2 separate regions of the Homo sapiens genome follow, and region 1 is linked to region 2. A link is an interaction called in ENCODE POLR2A ChIA-PET data of the cell type or tissue named here. Cell type or tissue: Panc1. All regions are shown on one strand. Links, peaks and the distances in the headings refer to the core of each region. The heading gives the core; the rest is flanking DNA.

Region 1 (10,765 bases), core at 1,725-9,724, 210 kb after region 2:
TTTGACACAAACCCACTTCTTAAGGAGATAAGCACATTAACTTGAAAATGAAAGGTAAATTAAGATTTCGATGAAAATAAAAATCTTCCCAAGATTTCACACAAGAGCTAGTGTTTAGTTTACTGTTTGTTAGGTAATATTTCATTTGCTCCCATCCCAATTTCCCTCCCTTAACCAATACAAATGGAATTGTATGTGGTGTACATTATTGTGATTGAGAAGAAACAAAGATTAAAATTAGGAACTTTGGTTTTTTTATGGAGGTAGACCTTTGTATTTAATAGATTTAAAATACTGAACCAATAATTTTTGACATCTGACATAGTCTTGTCAACTTCGATATCCTTATCAATAATAGCTGAATTTTTGAGAATGAAGAATTATGAAAGGAATATTAAAAGTATATTCCTTCAGGGCAGGTAATGTTTTAAAGCATCCTTTCAAATGAAGAAATATTGTGAAATATGAATCAGTTGTCTAGAAAAGAGGCTTGAATTTCAGATTTTAAACACTTGTAATAAATGGCAATTTTAATTAAAATGAACATAAAGCTTTATTTGTGAGTTTAAATAGATAATGAATCATTTCCTACAGCAGTTGTGATTAAAAATTTTAAAAAAGGAAAATATTTTGTTGATGTTCTTATAAACGATTTGGACGCAAATTTTCAATGTAAAAAATTAGACAACAGGGAGAGTTTTGTTTATTTAAAAACAATATTTTGAAGTTTAAGAAGAAACTTTCTAATAGAGATAATCTTAAAACATAAAAGGCTCTTCCTTAAGATAAGCTGGTACTTGTCTGCTTTTAACAAAGGATATGGGTTTGCTCTGCAGGTATTCTTCTAATTTTCCATAATTGGCTTATTTGATGGCAATACATCAGAGTTTAGTAAGAGAATTTAAAAATGCTCTTGCTTCCTAAGCAAATTCTTTTAGATTTTAACCTTTCTCAGTTTGAAATAGGTGAAGTCACTAGAATATCAGCTTGCTTTTTCTTTTCAGTATTACTGTCATTTATAATAAAACCAGATGTCAAATTTGCCCGTAAATATCAAAATGTCTTAGAAGTGAATGAAAAGGAGCTGGTGAAACTTAATGAAGGATCTGTCATGTGTCAGGGGTGTTTGTTGCATAAGAGGTTTTATTTATTTATTTATTTTTGGTATTAGTGTTATGCATGGCTTACTGTATAAAGATAGCTTTGTTGCCAGTAAATTAAAGGACTTGTTTCTTTACTGTTGCATAAAAAATGTTTTATTTGTATGATTATTCCTCCTTGTTTCAGATGAGTGAAGAATGGTTTGCTTTGGGAATATTTTCTTAGTTCTTCAAGGACATGATGTGGAAGTCATGACTTGAGTAACTTCAATAGCACTAACAACAGGAATTGAAAAAAACTTAGAATTTTAAAGCTGAGAAAGAGGTAGAGATTTTTCTCTGTCTTGGGTATGACATATATGTTATTCAGTATGGTAGCAATTGAGCAATTGAATGTGGCTAGTGTGAAGAATTAAGTGTTTTTTATTTTAATTAATATTTAAATAGCACCATGTGACTGCTAGCTACTATTGGACAGTGCAGCCTCAAACTATTAAAATTTAACATTAAGTATATTAATGTTATAAACTTTCAAAACCTTAAGATAGAAATCTAACAGAAACTCCAAAAACAAAATAAGCCAATTTTACTAAATAAAATACTGTAGTTGGAAATAACTATAACTTAAAGCAAATCTAACCCAGTAAGCTATCAAAAAGAAAAATTATATAATTACCAAGTAGAGTTAATTTCACCTGAGTTCTATGAACATATTCATTATTAAAGGAAACCTCAAATTATTGTCCCATTGGAAGCAAAATATACATTTATAAATAGCCATTTCTCGTTTTAAAAAACTAATAACATTGAAATAAACAGAAACTTAAGCTCTTCTAGTTTGCCAAAAACCAGAAAGCAAACATCATATACTAAATGATGAAATGCCAAAGCCATTTCCATTATATCAGAAACGAGACTAATACTTCCTGTCATCATTTACATGATTGTCACTATTATTAAGCATTGTTTTGGTAGTTCTAGCCATTGCAGTAAGACAGTAGACAGAAAGTCAAATAATTGGCATAAATATTGGAAACAAAAAATTATTTCTACTTTGAAATGATACAATAGAATAGCTGGAAAGCCCAGGGGGACTCTAGTAGAAAACAGCAATGAGGATTAAATGTAAGACACTTTGGAAAGCTGATGTGTGAGAAATGTACACAAACTAATAGCTTTCTCTTTATTAGTAGTCATCAGTTGAAAATGGAAATGACCAAGCAAAAATATTCAACAGAATGACAAAACTATTGGTTACACCTAGGAATAAATGTGTTAAAGAAAGGTACAGAGTGAAGGTAATGACCCTTATGAAGAAAACTTGATATTATAAAAAGTAGTCCTTTTCTCCCTCAGTTTTTGTCTTCAAAATGTTTACTTGGGACAGATCGTGGTTTACATGATGGTCCTCAAACATATTGTGAACAACATTAAAAAAAAAAGACACATTTTACTCAATAAGTAACATTTTTTGAGAAGCTACTATGTGCTAGGGACCTAGTTTTTAGTGCAGTGGTCTCCAAAATAATGTACTGGCAGTATGGGAAGAGCGTTTAGAACACTGTACCTTTTTATTTGGGAGGAGAAAAGAAACCTTTGTCAAATATTTAACACCTGCTGCCAGAGGTCTGTAGATTTGATGATTGTGTGCCATGAGTTACACACAGACTCCTAAATCAGTTTCACCTGTGGTGTCCTCATTCTGTTTACTTTGAGCATTTTGCATTCTATATCTGCTTAGTTATATGGATTTATTCGTCCCATATAATATGTGTAGCCACATGGACACATGTTCTAAAAGGTTTTAAATTCTGCAAGATAGTGACGATGATGTAAACACAAGAAAAGGGCAAATGGATACATTTTCCTACTCTGTGCTCATCAAACATATTACAGGATAAAATTATTGGCTATCTAATAAAAACACAGACTAATAAGACCTGATAAGTTGGACAAAATGTTTAAAAATTAACATGAAGATGATAGGAAGTATGAATCTATATTCACTGTCATTAATGTCAAACCTTTACCTTATGGTATATTGTACTTTGAGAAATTATGGCCAGGCATGGTGGCTCACACCTATAATCCTAGCACTTTGGGAGGCTGAGACAGGAGGATCTCTTGAGCCCAGGAGTTCGAGACCAGCCTGGGCAACACAGGGAGACACTGTCTTTAAAAAAAAAAAAAAAGGAAATTAGTTTAATAATAGTATGAAGATATTGTGAATAGCAAGACATTTAATATAGTTTATTTCATCTCTAGCTCATTCTTTAAAAATTATTCTTTTTTGTAATATATAATTTAGATTTAATTGTATATATAATTTATTAATACAAATATATACATATATATATAGAATATATATAGAGAGGGTAGTGGATACTCAGTTTTGTGGTTTATTTTTTAACTTGATTAGGAAGCTGATGAAAATAGCTTGAAGGCTTCTTTTGTAACCAAATGCAGGTCTGGATGCTCACTGCTTGTAGAGTCCAGTTAATATGAGTGAGGTCTGGTAGAAAGAAAGTAACTTTATTAACCAAAACTAGTGAAAGGGGAAGTAGCTGGATTTCAATCCAAAGTTATTGTTTTGACTTTAGTAGACTAGTGTTTTGTCTTTTAGAATTAGAGGGGGCAAGTAGTGCAGGGCAAAAACAGGAAGGAAACGAGTGTTTCTAAAGTTAGAATTTTTTAAAGGAAGTAAACCTACATTAAATTTTAGGACAAGAAAACGATTGAGCCATGCTGTGTGTTTTCATTTTTGGAGAATGGGGGAAGAATGTAAAGATGGAGATGACCGAATGAGGAATATTGTTTTGCCATTAAATAAGTGAATAGTGCGAAATGGAAAATACCGAGGGGTAAGAGAGTTCATGGTATATGGGATGAAAGCTTAACTCTAAAACTAGAGCAGGTAACACTGAAGTGAAAGGGAAGATTGGGAGGGAAGGGGTAGGAGATAAGAATATCTAAGCAAGGCTGACATTGTGGGGACCATCAAATACTATACTTAGTTCAGTTACAGATAGCTATGGAATTGAAAGTTTCTCAGGGAAAAGGGAAAAAGATGTACCAAAGGAAATAACCAAAGTATAGAAAAGAATGTTCTTTGAAATGAAGAGAAAAAAGATGAGTTTTTGAGAGTGTATAGAAAGAAAAGTAGCAAGGTTTTAGGCAAGGTTAAATACTAGAAGTTAGAAATAAATCAAAATCTAAAAAGGCATATATAAAGTATAAGTGTAATGAGAAAATTGAGCAGTTTCATTTTTGTTGTTTATTAGTGTCAACAGAATTTGAAATAATTTTCAAGCTGATTTTATTCATTGTTTACCTCCTTAATTATATAATAGAAATAAGTAGCTTGTGTTTCTTATGAAAATTTACCTGCTACTTGATGTATCTTTTTTCAGTGCACGGTAGTAAAATCAGTTGTATATATCCTGTCTAACATCAGTATGCATATTATACTATACTGTACATTTAATTAGGAGTTTATTAGCTGTTGGCTTAAATGAGTTTAAAACTACTTTATGATCACATTTGGCTCAATGAATTTGGATTTGAGACTAATCTTTACATACCCAAGATGATAATGTTACTTGTCTGTCTTAGAAGTAAAGACACCAATATTCTTCTTACCTTCCTTTTTTATATCCTATTTCCTTATCTAACATCTCTAATATGTACCCTAGTACAATTTTCAAGTATTTTGTTTTTTTTTAATGTTCAGTGTACTTACTTTTTCGTAAATACTGCTTTCTTTCTATTAAATATAGTCCTTATCTGACAAAAAGTCCGTCAGAAGTAGAGCTTATCTTTAGGCCAGGCACGGTAGCTCACAACTGTAATCCCAGCACATTGGGAGGCTAAGGCGGGCGGATGGCTTTGAGCCCAAGAGTTCGAGACTAGCCTGAGCAACATGGCGAAAACCCATCTCTACTAAAAATACAAAAACTAGCTGGGCATGGTGGCACGTGTCTGTAGTCTCAGCTACTCGGGAGGCTGAGGTAGGAGTATGGCTTGAGCCCAGGAGACGGAGGTTACAGTGAGTTGAGATCACGCCATTGCACTCCAGCCTGGGTGACAGAGCCAGACCTTGTCTCAAAAAAAAAAAAAAAAAAAAAAAAACAGTAGAGCTCATCTTTTCTTGAAGAGTCATTTAAAATCAGTAAGTAAAAACTTGCTTAGGTATAAATTTTATAGCCTAAAACTTGGTCATATAATGTAGGTAGTTCCTGACTTCTGTTTATTACATGAAGTCCTGTGTATATGAAGATGCTGAGCCTGGACCTCCTCTCCTAGAGGCCAGTCAGATTATCTGAATCCTGCCTAGGCCTCTCCTGTCAGTTTCTCAGTGCCAGTAGTATATAAATAAGAAAGGAGAAATCGAGCTTTTTCAAATACTATGGATTTCAGCTACATTTTGGGAAACATGTATTTCTACCTAGAACGTTTAACTGTGTTTTGTAACATTTATTTCAAAGCAGGATATGCATTCTAGGCTTCAGAGGACCAATCTACACGTTTTTGAAACACAACCTATGAGTTACGTACTTTTTTGTACCACTTATTCTGGCATAATCTTCTTGAAGGGAAAATTAAGAAGAGTGACTAAATTTTTTTCCCAGTGTCTGAGGTATGCATAATTCTGACCAAAAAGCTTCAATACAACTGTAGCGAATCAAGAAAAGATTTTTAGAACTTTTAAATCCATCTGTTTGCCTTTATTTTATTTTATTTTATTTTTTGTGAGATGGAGTCTTGCTCTGTCGCCCAGGCTGGAATGCAGTGGCCTGATCTCAGCTCACTGCAAGCTCCACCTCCCGGGTTCACGCCATTCTCCTGCCTCAGCCTCCCGAGTAGCTGGGACTACAGGTGCCCGCCACCATGCCCGGCTAATTTTTTGGGTGGGGGGTATTTTTAGTAGAGACGGGGTTTCACCATGTTAGCCAGGATGGTCTCAGTCTCCTGACCTCGTGATCTGCCCACCTTGGACTCCCAAAGTGATGGGATTACAGGCGTGAGCCACCGCGTCCAGCCAATCTGTTTGCCTTTTTAAACACCAATATTAGTGGGACAATTTCCAGTTTGAAAGCTGTGTCTCATCTGAAGACTAAAGCAACCCGGTAACATTTACATTTTCATTTATTTGCCACCTTTGCTACTTATTTTCTTTTGACCTCTGACCACAGAGGAAAAAGAAATCAAACCAGGGGAATCTAGGTAGCTAGAGAGGAATGTGCTGTGAGGCTAGTTACACAGAGGAAGGAAACTAACATTTACTAATCCTCTGCCACGTTGACAGGCACTCTCACCTTAGAAGTTTTGACCTGTGGAAGCAGCTGTTTTCCTTAAAGAATAGCGGTAACAACAATCATAGTAATATATACAACTTGTATAATATGAAATTCAAACAGTAGAAAAACGAAAGTTACATTCTTGAAATAAATGTCCCTCTTAGTGACTGACTATAGGAACACCTAGAATTGGCTCTTGAGAAATAGAGATAGTTGTAAAAACCTAAAAAAAAAATTTTTAAACCAGTGAAAAACAAATCCAGCCAAAATAAAATTGAGTTATGGCCGGGCATAGTGGCTCAGTCTTGTAATCCTAGCATTTTGGAAGGCTGAGGTGGGAGGATTGCTTGAGCTCAGGAATTTGAGACCAGCCAGGGCAACATAGTGAGACCCTGCCACTACAAAAGTAAAAAAAAATAGCCAGGCATGGTCGCTCATGCGTGTAGTCACAGCTACTTGGTAGGCTGAGGCAGGAGGATCGCTTGAGTCCAGGAGGTCAAGGCTGCAGTGAGCTGTGATCTGTGATAGCATTGCTGCAGAGCAAGACCCTGTCTCAATAGAGAGAGAGAGAGAGAGAGAGGGAGGGAGGGAGGGAGGGAGAGAGAGAGAGAGAGAGAGAGAGAGAGAGAGAGAGAGGCATAGAGAGAGGCATAGAGAGAGAGAGAGAGAGAGGGAGGGAGGGAGAGAGAGAGAGAGAGGCATAGAGAGAGAGAGAGAGAGAGAGAGAGAGAGGCATAGAGAGAGGCATATAGTGGCTCATGCCTGTAAGCCCAGCACTTTGGGAAGCAGAGTTAAACAATTAGCCAAGCATGGTAGCGTGCCTGCAGTCCCAACTACTTGGGAGGCTGAGGTGGGAGGATCACTTGAGCCAGGGAGACGGAGGTTGCAGTGAGCTGAGATGGGGCCACTGCAATCCAGCCTGGGTGACAGAATGAGACCCTGTCTCAAAAAAATAAATATAGTTACAAAAAACTAAAAAAAAATCTTAGAGACAGGGTCTCTGTCACCCAGCTGGAGTGTAGTGATGTGATCACAGCTCACTGCAGCCTCCAACTCCTGAGTTCAAGTGATCTTCCCACCTCAGCCTCCCAAGGAGCTGGGAGGCATTACAGGTGCACACCATCATGCTTGGCTATTTATTTATTTATTATTTTATTTTTGCTTTGTTTTTTTTGGGGGGGGACAGAGTCTCACTCTGTTGCCCAGGCTGGAGTGCAGTAGCACGATCTCAGCTTACTGCAGCCTCCGCCTCCTAGGTTCAAGCGATTCTCCTGCCTCAGCTTCCCGAGTAGCTGGGATTACAGGCACACGCTACAACTCCTGGCTAATTTTTGTATTTTTTTAGTAGAGACAGGGTTTCACCATGTTGGTCAGGCTGATCGCGAACTCCTGACCTCAGGTGATCCACCCACCTTGGCCTCCCAAAGTGCTGGGATTATAGGCGTGAGCCACCTTGCCCAGGGAATTTTTTATTTTTTAATTTTCATAAAGATGGAGTCTTGCTATGTTGCCCAGGCTGGCCTAAAATTGAGTTCTTTTTTCTTTCTTTTTTTGAGACAAGAGTCTGACTTTATTGCCTAGTGGAGTGGCATGATCTCTGCTCACTGCAACCTCTGTCTCCCGGGTTCAGGCAATTCTCATGCCTCAACCTCCTGAGTAGCTGGGATTACAGACACATGCCACCACGCCCGACTATAAAATTGAGTTCTTATAGTTCAATAAAGTTAATTTATTATCTCTTTATGCTAGTATTATAGAATTTTGGAGCAGGTAGTATCTTAGATTCCCTACATTAGCAGTGTTATATAAAAGAGAAATAATTCAAGTCACATATGTAATTTAAAATATTTTAGTAGCCATATTAAAAAAGCAAAAAGAAACAGGTGAAATTACTTTTGATTGTACATTTTTTTAACCCAGTATATCAGAAATACTGTGTCAACATGTAATCAATGTAAAATTATTAGAGATAGTTTGCACTTTTTTATATGAAATCCTTGAAATCCATTGTGTATTTTACAATTTTAAGTACATCTCAACTCGTGAAGTTTTGATAAAAAATATTTGATCTGTATTTAGATTCATAAAAATTGCAGTTAAAAAAGTAGATTCACACTGTTTTAAACATTGTTTTCCAATAAATGGAGTACCAAACAGTTTTTCTCCAGTATTTGTATCTGTATTGAGAAAAATTACTCTTTTAAGAATAATTGATTTGACTCAGAAGAAGTGCAGCACTGTCAAAATATCCATGCAGGTTAATAAGTCCACTAACACTTGTGAAAACTTCTTATTATCAACGTCAAATTCAGAGGGGCATCATATAAATCGAAAATCAACTCTAAGTTTATCCAAATCAACAAAGCGTTTGTTGTATTTTTTTTCATAGGTTTTGCAGCCACTTTACACAGTGCTGGGCTGCTGCATGTTAATTCATGTTGAAAAATGTGTACGATCATTGATTTGTATTATAAAAATCTTCAATTTTAACGTAAATTGTTATACCTGTCTAGCTAGGTCATGAATAAGCTTTTTCTCTCCTTGGATCTTCAAATCTAGCTAATTGATATGCATTGTGATATAGGGGTAACAATGTAAATCACACTGAGATTTCTAAAAATCTATTCCTGGTTTACTCTTTGATTGTCGAATATTGGCAAGCATTTCTTTTGTTTTGAGAAAATCTGAATTAGAGTTAACAGAATTGTAAATCTTTGCAAAACTCTTCCTTGACTCAAGCAACCAACATTAGCTAATAATGTGGTCATTAAATTCACTGTCTTCTATTTCTTTTAACAGTTCCATAAACTGGTGATGATTTAGAGCATTTGTGCATATGTACTGAACAATTTTTGGGTCTTTTTGAGACGTAGTCTAGCTCTTTTGCCAGGCTGGAGTGCACTGGAGTGCAGTGGCATGATCTCAGCTCACTGCAACCTCCGCCTCCTTGGTTCAAGCGATTCTCCTGCCTCAGCCTCCTGAGTAGCTGGAACTACAGGCGTGTGCCACCACGCCAAGCTAATTTTTGTATTTTTAGAAGAGAGAGGGTTTCACCATGTTGGCCAGAATGGTCTTGATCTCTTTACCTTGTGATCCACCCAGCTCGGCCTCCCAAAGTGCTGGGATTACAGGGATAAGCCACCATGCCCGGCCTGAACAATTTTAATAGCTGCTTCCATGATACAGTCTGCCTTAGGGCACAAATATTTGCATTGTGTTTCCCACAGCAGAAAAAATAAGAGAAATAAATCCAACAAATACTGATGTTGGAACACTGTCTTGCTGGAAACTGACTTTTTTATATCTAGCTGAGAGTTACAGATGTAGAGAATTCAAAAATATCTACAACATAAGATCAGTTTTTAAATTTAAGGCTGCAAATAGATGAAGACATTTCTCTGTAAATTTGAAGGTCATTTGAGACAAATATACCCATAGTATTAATTAGGCATTATCTCTTCTAAAATTCATCTAAAGCTAAAAATACTTGTAACTTTTCAAATGCTGACTTAATTGGTCTTTAATATTGTTAGAAGGGACTTTTATTCACTGACAGTTGCTTGGTGTCTCAAAGATTTTTCACTTTCCGTAAAATATCTTTTTAACTTTTTTCCTCATAATTTAAAAATATAATTTCCTTAACTGAAATAATTTAATTTTTCATCTCATCACCTTAAAATTGTTTTCTACATTGAACAAGAATCTGAACTAGTCAGGCGCGGTGGCTCACACCTGTAATCTCAGCACTTTGGGAGGCTGAGGTGGGAGGATCGCTTGAGGCCAGGAATTTGAGACCAGGCTGGGAAACAGAATACCCTGGCTGTATTTTTAAAAAATAAAGAAAAAAATAATCCAAGCTGTTTTATAGCTGGCCACTTACAAGCTCAAGTTCTGTAAAATCTTCAGGAATGTTTTTGTTTTACATTTAATTCTGATTTCACTGATTGTGACTAATTTTATCAATTATTTTTTGACTGAAGCCAGTTCATATTAAATTGAAATGCATTTGCTGAAAATGTCTCTTAACTGTTGTTTATTATCTTAAAACTCTTTTTTTACCCAGCAGCTTTTTAACTTTGCTCTGCTGCAGCAAATCGCAATTGCCATTCTTTGTGAAATTTGTGACATACCTTGTTGAGTCTTTTTTCTTTTCATTTGATTCTTTCTCAGCAGTATACCTGCATTTGAAAGTAAAAATTTTTCTATTTTTAATTTTTAAGCTAAAAAAATTTAATTATAAAATAATTAAAATAAGTATTTTAATTTAATTGCCAATTATGATTTACATAGGTCACCATAACTCATGGTATCTGCATAAAATGTTCAAATAAACAATTACAATGCTACATTGTTGCATAGAAAAATCAT
Region 2 (10,765 bases), core at 1,127-9,126:
CCCATCCCTGTTCTCAGATTCTGGTCTTTGGCTTAGTGGGACTGGCTGGAGTATTTTGAGGTGGCCGTTTGCAAATTCTAGTGGTTTTCCAGCAGATGCTCTCAAACTTACACAAGGGTCATCTGAAGAGCTTGTTTAAAATGTAGGGTTTTTTTTTTTTTTTTAGCCCAACCCCCAGAGATTCAAAGTCAATCTGTTTGGTGCAGGGCCCGGGAATCTGCATTTTGCCAAATACTTACAGCTGATACTGATGCACGTGGTCCAAGAACCACACTTTGATAAGCCCTGGGCTACACAAATAAGAACTTACTCTGTCTTTGCCTGCTGGATTTAAGGCCCATTGGCTGTCTCCATCAGTTTTGCCCCCAAGTTCCATTGCACAGTCCTAAGCAGTCCCAGATGACCAGTAGTCCATTGCCAAGGTCATGCGGCCTGTCAGCTGACCTCCACAATGGGCTCTGGTATGTTTTCAGCAACAGCCTCCCACCATGACCAAAAGAAAGTCTTAGATAGGTTCTTTGAATACACACATGCTGTAGAGTGATTGGATCTTTCATTAGAGGAACATTTGATTGGCAGTTCATCTTTGAATCACAGAGCGACTTGAGGGTAAGACCCATAGCAAGGAGAGGGCCAGGAGCCAGAGCAATAGTACAGAGAAGCAGAGAGGACGGGCTTGGATCACACCAAGAATCACAGTGATCACCCAGCTGCAGCATGCACGGCTGGCTGCCCAGCCACATACCCAGACTCAGTCCTGCCGCAGTACAGACTTGCACTTAAAAGGGGAGAGGAAAAGACGAGGTTACTCTAGAGTCAAACCACACTGGATTTGAGCAGCGTGTTGAGAGACGCTCTACCATTTGTTTGGTCTTAGGCTGACAGACCTCTAGGGATGTCCACCCTTGGCTCAGGGATTGCCTGATGAAGTACAGGAAATTGCCCATCTAGGGAATTCATACTGCAATCCCTCCTTCCGATGCTCCTTTTTTTTTTTTTTTTGAGATGGAATCTCGCTCTGCCGCCCAGGCTGGAATGCAGTGGTGCGATCTTGGCTCACTTCAACCTCCGCCTCCTGGGTTCAAGCAATTCTCTGCCTCAGTCTCCCAAGTAGCTGGGATTACAAGCACCTGCCACCACACCCAGCTAATTTTTGGATTTTTAGTAGAGACAGGGTTTCACCATCTTGGCCAGGCTGGTCTTGAACTCCTGACCTCATTATCCACCTGCCTTGGCCTTCCAAAGTGTTGGGATTATAGGCGTGAGCCCCTGCGCCCGGCCCCGATGCTCCTTTATCACAACAGTTTCCTGGCTAGGGCAAGACTTCACTTGAGTTTTTGTTTGTTTGTTTGTTTGTGTTTTTTTTGAGACAGAGTCTCGCTCTGTCACACATGCTGGAGTGCAGTGGCACAATCTTGGCTCACTGCAACCTCCACCTCCTGGGTTCAAGCAATTCTCATGCCTCAGCCTCCCGAGCAGCTGGGACTGCAGGCGTGCACCACAACGCTTGGCTAATTTTTGTATTTTTAGTAGAGATGGGGTTTTGCCATGTTGACCAGGCTGGTCTCGAACTCCTGATCTCAAGTGATCCACCTGCCTCGGCCTCCCAAACTATGGGGATTACAGGTGTGAGCCACGGCGCCCAGCCAAGATTTCAGTTTTTAATACAACATGGCCAAAGAGGAAAGATGAAGAAAGGTAGGGATCAAAGCCTGCTTGGGCAGGCTCCTGTCCATGTCCCTGGTACCTGCCTCACTTCCTAAGCAAGGAATCCATCACCAGACTTCTCCCCCAGCCCATCAGCTTGTCATCATGGTTTGGTTCTATTTTTGCTTTGTCCCTCCTGGACAAACGCCTTCACCACATCAGCCCCACTTCTCTGCTCCATGGAACCAGGGTATTACGGCTTCAACCAGCAAGTTACTGTTGAGGATAAATAAGGTGAGAGAGAAGTCCTCAGTGTGGCTGAACCCGTGCCCAGCTACCTAAGTCTCACAGTCAGCCTACTAGCCACCTCCTGGGGGGAAAATCACATGAGAATCCATTGTCTTGAGTGAGCAGAGGATCCCAGTCATGAAGTCTCCCCTGAAAACCCTCAGCCTGTTTTTTCCAAGGTTCCCACAGCCATTCCCCATTCTCCTAATCAGGTCCTTTGTCTAAAGAAAGTGTAGATTTACAGGTACCCTTCTGTCTGGTGGTTTTCTCATCTCAATGGAAACTTCTAGCATGTGTGTGTGTCTTGGAGGAAGAAGGGGTATTTGTTCTAACTCACACTGGGAGCCACAGTTGTACAGATGGTGGCCACCCAGCCTGACACAGAAGATCCTGTGCCCATAGAACCCACAGTGGTGGCTGAGGCCCTGGGAGAGCCCTGGTCAAGTGTAAGATGCCAGCAGGGGGCCAAGGACTCTCCCTTGGGGCCCTTAACAGCCTGGGGAACCAGATCTGAGGCTGCAGGGTGAGGTTTTGCTCACTGCCCCTTCTCCTGTCGTATGGCCCAAGTCTAGCTGATTCCCCAGGAGCCATCAGCCGTGTGCTTTTCCGATTGTCTTTTTCTGCAATCTCACATTGAACCTGCAGAGCCTCCCTGGTCCAAGGCTGGGCCCTGGGGGTTCCTGGTCTGGCTTCCCCAGGTGGCACCGGGCTGCTGTGAGGGTTAGCAGAGCAGGCAGGGAGAAGAGCTGTCCCCAAGGACAGGGAAGCCTATTCTCCCTACTCTGCTCACCACCACCAGCTGCTCATGACCTCCCAAGTGGCAGAGTGGCTCCACTGGCCAGACTCCCTGCCCCAGGCCTCTTCGTGTAACCTGAACACAAGGACCAGCCTGTGGCTTGGGGAGGTACTGAGGACATGAGTCTCCACCTGGAGGGAGCTTCCAGTGTTTGTACAGCACAAGCTCTGTTTCCTGCAGGGCCTGTGGCCTCTGCACAGTGGAACTTGGTATTAGGGTTGGTTGTTTCTTTTTTAAATGTAACCAGAGACCATGGTCCCTGGAATCTTAAAAAAACAAACATAATAAACCTAGCCATGGTTTTTCTTCCCAACCCTTTGATGAAATACACTCTCGTTCTTTGTTCCTGAAGCTCCAGATGCTTGTGGTGCCAAACCAGTTCTCGCCACCTGAAGACTATTACTAGGAAGCCTTACCACCTGGCTAAGCCATCCAGGCTGGATGGTTTCTAAAGTCATCTCTTTCACAGTCACCTCAAACATTCTGAGAGTCACACAGGCCCCAGACCACTGAGCAGCCCAGTCTGTGGCTGGTGGGGGTACCCTTCATGCCTGGTCTTGGGGAGCTGAGCAAAGTCTATGGAGAGCAAGGCCCCAGCAAGGGTGGGGCTTTTCTCAGGGCACATGCCCTGCGTGGTGGCTTCTCTGGAGGGAGAGTCTGGCTTCCCCCGGTTATTACGCGGGGTTCCTGTTGGAGGTCCTGTAAGCAACAGCATAGTTGAACCCAGTGCTGTGACCTGGGATCTTTGCTCCTTGAGGACCACTTGTCAAGGCCTAAATGGACTCTCCTTGGAAACAACGAAATGAGACCAAACAGGCATGAAGACAAAGAAAGGCCCAGAGACTGGGACAGATACTTTTCAGCCAAGACTTTGATACAGCAAAAACGAAGCAGCTTGACTGAGCCAACATCATAAGCTGTTAAGGAAGAGGAATGCCGGCGAGGGTGTCACCCGATAGTTCCACCACCTCAGGAAGCCCAGGGCAGGAAGGTGTTGTTGGAATGCTGTCCCTGCCAATCGAGACAGCACCAACCATCATGGAGGCTCAGCTTCTTTGCAGAAATGGGCTTGAGTCCCATTGGAGGCAGATGCCAAAACATCTGTTATCTGATGGGAGAGAGAAAGTCAGCGAGACTTTCGGGACACAGGGAGAACTGTCAGGGCAACCAGAGAACTAGAACCTGAGTGCGAAGCCAAAGCCTGTTTCCCAGCAGAGCCTCGGCTGGGTGAGAGCGAAGCCTCTAGGCACTGTAGAGAACAGGCATCAAAGATGGTACAGGGAGGGGCAGAACTAGAGAAATTCACTTTCAGGTTAAAGAAATGGTTTGTTTCTGAATAGGAAAGAAGGGAGGCGATTCCCACGGAAGAACAATGGGACAGACAGTAGAAATGGAGACAGGCTAGGTCACAGAGGTGGCCCACGAGAGGCATCGAGTGGCAGCCCAACAGAAGGAGCTCTGGGGCTGGCTGGTAAGAGGGTGCACACCATGAGGACGTGGGAGAGCCGCCTGTTCACAAAGTGCTCGGGTATGACTCAGGGCGAGCAGAGAGACGGCAGTGTGACACACACAAGGAAACCACACAGATATAGAAGAACTCGATGGTCACACACCTTGCCCAGGAAGGTACAGACACCCGGAGAAGGTCGGTGAGCTGCTTGCCACAAGGGCCTTGCTACCTGTTCTGGCAGGCCCAGGAGCTGCGTCTTCCACCGGCATCTTGCTGGACTGAGGGATGCTGGTTAAGGGCTTTTGAGGTCTTCTGAAGCCTCAAGCATAAACACAGAAGAGTCCAGCACGAGGAACAAGCACCTCACTTTCACATCTGGAGGTTCCTGGAACAACAGTCTAGTATTTTCTAGCTCTATTTACGATTCTGTTTGACTGTGGACTATAATCCTTTTCAAGTATTATTTTAAAGTACACACTGTTTACATAGATGGCATGTTACGTAGCGATATCCTTAGCCGTCTCCAGCCTTGTAAAAGAGGTCAGAGAGTTTAGATTTATCAGGGGTTTGATAGTTTAAATACACAAAATCTGTTAGGAAGGTAAAAAGCCCCTTATTATTACACCTAATAAAAAATCAGAGAGTCAAGAAACTGCAAATCCAGTGCTATCTTCAGATGATGCTTTGCCAAGACAAGGAAGATGCCCTCACCACAGAGTGGAGCCATCTTCAGAGGACATATTTAACTGCGGAGTTTTCCTTATGAACGCTATGCAACCCAAAACAAGAATTGCTACAAAGAAATCTGCCAACAAGATAGTACCAGATTACATGGGGGAACTGGTTTTATACAGCTATGATGGGACTGAGGGCTTTGCCTGTAGATTACAGGAATGCAGCCCCTGCAGACAGCACGTTGCTCTGAAGGGCCTAAATCCCAGAGCCTCAGGGGCAGGTTACAATGCTGGCACTTGGTGCTTGGCACTCTAAGCTGTCTTCACTGTCCCTGGGGAAAGAATGGGTGGTGGGACGGGGGCCTTTGATCCCTATCAAGCCAGAGCTACAGAAGGCACAACAGCATCTCTAGGCAACTTCCTCCCAGACCTTCAAAACTGACAGCTAAGTTCTGATCGTTAATCTCTCTTAAACAAATGGTTGATTTTTAACATTGTTAGCAAATGGAGACCACAGAAAAACAAGACAATAAAACGAAAAGGTGACAACTGGCCAGGCTTATGTGTAAATCATTCTGCAGAGAAGACACTGAGGAGGGGAGGGAACTGGAGATGGGTCAGGGACATTCTTTCAACAAGCTTATATTGAGCACCAGGCACCATGCCAGGCATAAAAATGAGTAACACGTCAGTCATCCCTGGCCTTAAGGAGCTTGTAGTATGTGTATAATATGTACGTATTGTTCTTTTTCTATTCGTCTTTGCTGTGTGGTAATAATTACTCTATGGTGTGTCAAGTAACATAACAGAGATGGAGACGTGGTTCTGGCTGCACTGAGGGAGATTAAGTCACCTTTAGAGGGATGGGGAGGACTTCCAGGAGGACGTGATTAGAGTTGGGTCTTGAAAGAATTTTCCAGATGGAGGAGGGAGGGGGCATCCCAGACATCAAGTGTGTGTACTTGAAAGCATCTGCCCTACAGTTTTGGGGGCTGAGGCTAAGAGGGCAGGGATGGGGCTGTGGGGAGATGATGTGGAAGGATCGGCTAGGGCCCCATCACCAAGGGTGGGTCCAGCCGTCTGCCCAGCCCCTTTTCCCATTGTCTTTCCTGAACATAGTCTGCCCTGTGCCACGGGCTGTGTTTAAGAGCAAGATGACACCCACCATGGGGTTTTCTGTCCCCCATAGCGCATAACTCGGACTGTGCTCGGGAAACATGTGGTGTGTGAAAGGCACTAGGACCTCACTTCTTAGCACCTTGGACCAATGCTCCTGACTGTTCGGCCTCTGACCCAGACCAGCGACTGAAGGTGGAAATGATGCTGGCTAATCATTTGGATCCTTTGGGAGAATCGATGATATTCTTTCAGCTAATAGCTTTTACTTATAAATGGAAACTTTAAGAAATACAAGGTCAATAATGATAACACATGCATTCTAGCCTCAAAAAATTAGATAATTAGCCATCTTAGCCATGTCTGATTTCCTTCTCCCTCCTTTTAAGGTTTCATAAAATTGCCCAGGTCTAGGCTTAAGCAGATCCTAATTGCAGGACTATAGATTTGCCCTTGCGGTTTGCTGCCTGGCACCCTTGTCTGAGTGTGCCATAGCTGCTCTGGTGGGTGACATGCAGTTGCTTAGAGCAAGCCCACTAATGATGTGATTATAGAAACTTCTTGGCTTCCTTTTGTCCCTCAAGTTTCCATGGCCCTGACATGTTGAGCACAGGGCTAGATGGTGTTAGCATTTTTGTCTGATGGGCTCTTGCTTCATTACCCAGCATCTGGGCCCAGTGTTGGTGCCACTGGCTAGGAGGAGGTGAACTCAAAGGAACCAAGAACCAGGCCAAAGCCCTAAGCCTGAGCCCCTGTGATGTCCCCCTGCCTCTGCCGTCTTTCCCCTTTCCCACTAAGAGCACCTGACTTGAAACCCGAACTGGCCTGAGGACGTGTCCCCTCCCAGGGGCCCACCTTGAGGACGAGTCTTGCTTTCTCCTTCAGCTCAAATCTTCCAACTGCCACTTGGAAGAGGCACTTTTTTTTTTTTTTTTTTTTTTTTTTTTTTTCAGATGGAGTATCACTCTGTCGCCCAGGCTGGAGTGCACTGGTGCAATCTTGGCTCACTGCAACCTCTGCCTTCTGGGTTCAAGTGATTCTCCTGCCTCAGCCTCCACAGTAGATGGGACTACTGGCATGCACCACCATGCCTGGCTGATTTTTTTTTTTTTAAGTAGAGAGGGGGTTTCACCATGTTGGCCAGGCTGGTCTCGAACTCCCAACCTCAGGTGATCCACCTGCCTTGGCCTCCCAAAATGCTGGGATTACAGGCATGAGCCACACCCAGCCAATGGAAGAGGCACTTTTTAAGAATGGAAAAAAGTGCCTGACATGACTTTCACTTTTCCATAAAGAGTGGACGTTTTAACTAAAGGCAACAAGAAACATAACATACAAGAGAGAAAAACTCATACAAAAGGGAGAGAGAAAAAGAATAAAGGGGGGATCCTGAAGAAGTTGCTACTTCAGAGGCATCTGCACCCCTGATAAAGGATTTGTACACTCCTAAGGGTGCACAGTTCTCTCTCACGCTACGTCTCTTGGTCTTACCCAATCATATAAAAAAGAATCTATACTTGAATTCTAAAGGAAGATGGGGAACAAGGTCTCTCTTGGGTTGGTTTGTTCTGCCTCAGTAACTTCAGCCTTACTGTTTCAGGGATAACCATCATCACACTGAAATGTTCATGCCATAAAACAATGAAGACCAGGGCATGTGATATAAAACTCCAGACTCCTATGACATCAGTGAAAACAATGAGTTCTGGGCCGCAGAAACCCTGGGGCAGTGGTTTTCCATCAGGGGAAAACTTGCCCCTCCTGCCTGCACAGAGTTGGCAATGTCTGGAAACAGTTTTGCCTGTTAAAACTGGGGAGGGGCAACTGGCATCTACTGGGTAGAGACCAACGGTGCTGCCAATGCTACAACACACAGGACACCCCCCACTGTAAGAATTATCCTGCCTAAGTTGTCAGTAGTGCTAAGGTTGAGAAACTCTGCCCCCAGGCTAAGGTGTAGCTGGACTATAAACCTCTTAAGGACAGAAATCAGGTCCTGTACCCCTTTTCTAAGCACAGTTGAGGAAAATAGCAGGGTTAAGTTAAATGATTCGGTCCAAATTGTCCCAACCTGGCTAAACTTCAGATCCTTCCCCAAAGTCCATGTACTTTCTCTCATAGGGAATTTTTTTTTAATTTTTAAATTTTAATTATTTAAGAGACAGGGTCTCACTCTGTCACCCAAGCTGGAGTGCAGTGGTGTGATCATGGCTCACTGCAGCCTCAAACTCTTGGGCTAATGTGATCCTCCCACCTCAGCCTCCCAAAGTGCTGGGATTACAAGCATGAGCCACCACACCCGGCCATCCTAGATGATTTTTTAAACATCACTTTTCTCCTGGCAGAATTTTCTGACTCTGTAGTTCTTGTTAACTTCCAGAGAAAGCCCTGAGTAAGCCAGACCCTAATTACAAACATGCCTCAGTGGATGAGGCTACAATTTGAGTCCAAACTGCTCAAGGTTCACACTGACAAAGTCTCACACCGTAAACCTGAAACATCATGTTACAGTCTGAGGCCTGCTCCGAGCTGGGTAAGAAAGGCCTCGTGAATGCAGCCCCCTGGGCAGATGAGGTTTGGGCCTTCACCCCTTTGGGACTGCCTCCTCATTGCTCCTTGGGAAGCAGCCGCACTTGCTGCCTGTGTCTTTGGGAAGTGAAAGGGAGGGGAGGAGAATTCTGGCCAAGCTTCTATAATCAGCCTCCAGATGGACAGGTTTTCCTTGGACTGCCACAGAGTCTCACTCAGAGGAGAAAGCTGGTCCCAACCTGGGCTTGTGGAAGCACCAGCTCTGGGCAAACCGTGGAGGAAGAGCAGTGGCAACGCTGCATTTGGGCTTTGATCTTGACGTCCTAAGCTGGGAGATGGTCTCCAGACTTCTGCTTAGAGGCCCCTCAAGCTCCCCTATCCAGACTGGGAGAATCTACTGAAGCGCTTGGCTAAAAACCTGCCTACGCTGCCCCACTACAAGCAGCTGCTTAGACACAAGCCGGTCTAAGAAGATGGCTAATTATCCCCAATGCCATAGTCCATCGTTACAAGCGGGGGTTACTTTTGGATGTCAGAGTCAAGCTCCTGCCCGGTTTCTTCTGATCCTCTGTAACTGCCCTCAAACACTGTCCCTGCAATGTAAAGTCAGGATTGGCAGTTGTTAGTGTCCACTTAACCATCACAACATATTAGCACCGAAAGGACATGAGATCACCTAATCCAACCTGGCTTTTTTTTTTTTTTTTTTTTTTTTTGAGACAGAGTCTCACTCTGTCACCCAGGCTGGAGTGCAGTGGCATGATCTTGGCTCACTGCAACCTCCACCTCCCGGGTTCAAGCGATTCTCCTGCCTCAGCTTCCTGAGTAGCTGGGATTACCTGGCATTTTGTGGCTGAGGAAACCAAGGCCTGAAGAAGGGACACGATTTGTCCACAGCCTGCAGCCAGGAGGAAGCAAAGCCAGGCCTTGAACCTAGGCCTCCTGACTGTAAGGAGAATATGTGCCACCCCTTCCCTGGGTGTGCATAGGTGAGCTCAGAGAACAGAGCCGGCAATGGGGTCCTGGGATCGCGAGCAAAATTCTATCTGATCTATGTGGGCAAAGTTCCTAATCTCCTGGCAGAGTTTTTATGTTTTTGGTTTTAAGAGTTGAAGTAGTTCCATTTAACCCTTGGATACTACATTCTCCACTTAGAAGAATGAGAAAAGACAGCGTTGTATCCATAACAGATACATTCCATGCACTCAGTTCATTTCCTAGAAAAGAAACTGTTAGTTATCATCACATGGATTTTGAATTTTCAGGAAGGCTACTGTTCACAGATTCTGTTTTCCAACTGAGAAACTGAGGAAAGAGGGAAATGATCTTAATTAGTTGTACCTGGAGAGGAGAAAACACAAAAGACAAATTCTTGGGCAGTTCTTCATGAAAAGACAGAGAATGATGTAATCCTGACCGTAAGGATGGGTCAGTTTCTAAAGCTTCCTGGAAAGGGCCTTCAAATACAGTCTCCATATGTTCAACTAAGTTTAGGAGGTGATCGTTATAACCTCATATAATAAGAAAGGAACCCAAAAAAGTGCACCAGGTGAGACGAGGAGAGCAGATTCTGACAAGTGGGTTAACGGGTTTCTTTTGTTTTTGTTTTTTGGTTTTTTTTTGAGACGGAGTCTCGCCCTGTCACCCAGGCTAGAGTGCAGTGGTGTGATCTCGGCTCATTGCAACCTCTGCCTCCTGGGTTCAAGCGATTCTCCTGCCTCAGCCTCTTGAGTAGCTGGGATTACAGGCATGTGCCACCACGCCCGGCTAATTTTTGTATTTTTAGTAGAGACGTGGTTTCACCATGTTGGTCCGGCTGGTCTCGAAATCCTGACCTCATGATCCACCCACCTCGGCCTCCCAAAGGAGGCAAGACACCGTGCCCGGCTAATTTTTGTATTTTTAGTAGAGATGGGGTTTCACCATGTTGGTCAGGCTGGACTTGAACTCCTGACCTCAGGTGATCCGCTTGCCTTGGCCTCCCAAAGTGCTGGGATTGCAGGTGAGAACGGGTTATCTTTAAATATGAACGCCAGGCCCGGTTTGGTCCACACGTGATGCTGGGGATGAAATGGAACTGCACAGACCAGCCATGAAGATTCCCAAGCTGGGAAGCAGTCGAGAATCTACAGTAAGAAAGTGAGCTTGAAAGTGAACTCAGAGGTCTGAAGAGGGGTGTGGGCCCCAAAAGTGCTCCCTCACCCCTTTCCCCTGATGCCCAGTTTCCAGCAGTGTTGATGTAGGCACTGAGCAAGGAAAACGGTT

The links. Peaks named below come from ENCODE experiments on the same cell type or tissue, not always from the same donor. Only the 100,000 strongest peaks of a DNase experiment are listed, where the experiment ranks them.
Region 1: POLR2A ChIA-PET joins it to region 2 with 11 read pairs; 3 of 35 experiments call an interaction of 5 or more read pairs at or near these places.

What each region holds. Positions count from the first base shown.
Region 1 is chr15:63,540,768-63,551,532 of GRCh38, forward strand. All of the region lies in intron 3 of USP3 (ubiquitin specific peptidase 3), which reads left to right. Among named protein-coding and RNA genes, the nearest start is that of USP3, 42 kb to the left of the region's middle. In Panc1, for the core only: no CTCF peak of the experiment used is centred there; no DNase peak of the experiment used is centred there.
Region 2 is chr15:63,327,353-63,338,117 of GRCh38, forward strand. CA12 (carbonic anhydrase 12) reads right to left here. Exons shown (of 11, transcript NM_001218.5): 9 at 746-778. All of the region lies in intron 1 of LOC124903506 (a long non-coding RNA gene), which reads left to right. Among named protein-coding and RNA genes, the nearest start is that of CA12, 49 kb to the right of the region's middle. In Panc1, for the core only: no CTCF peak of the experiment used is centred there; a DNase peak (open chromatin) is centred at 5,519.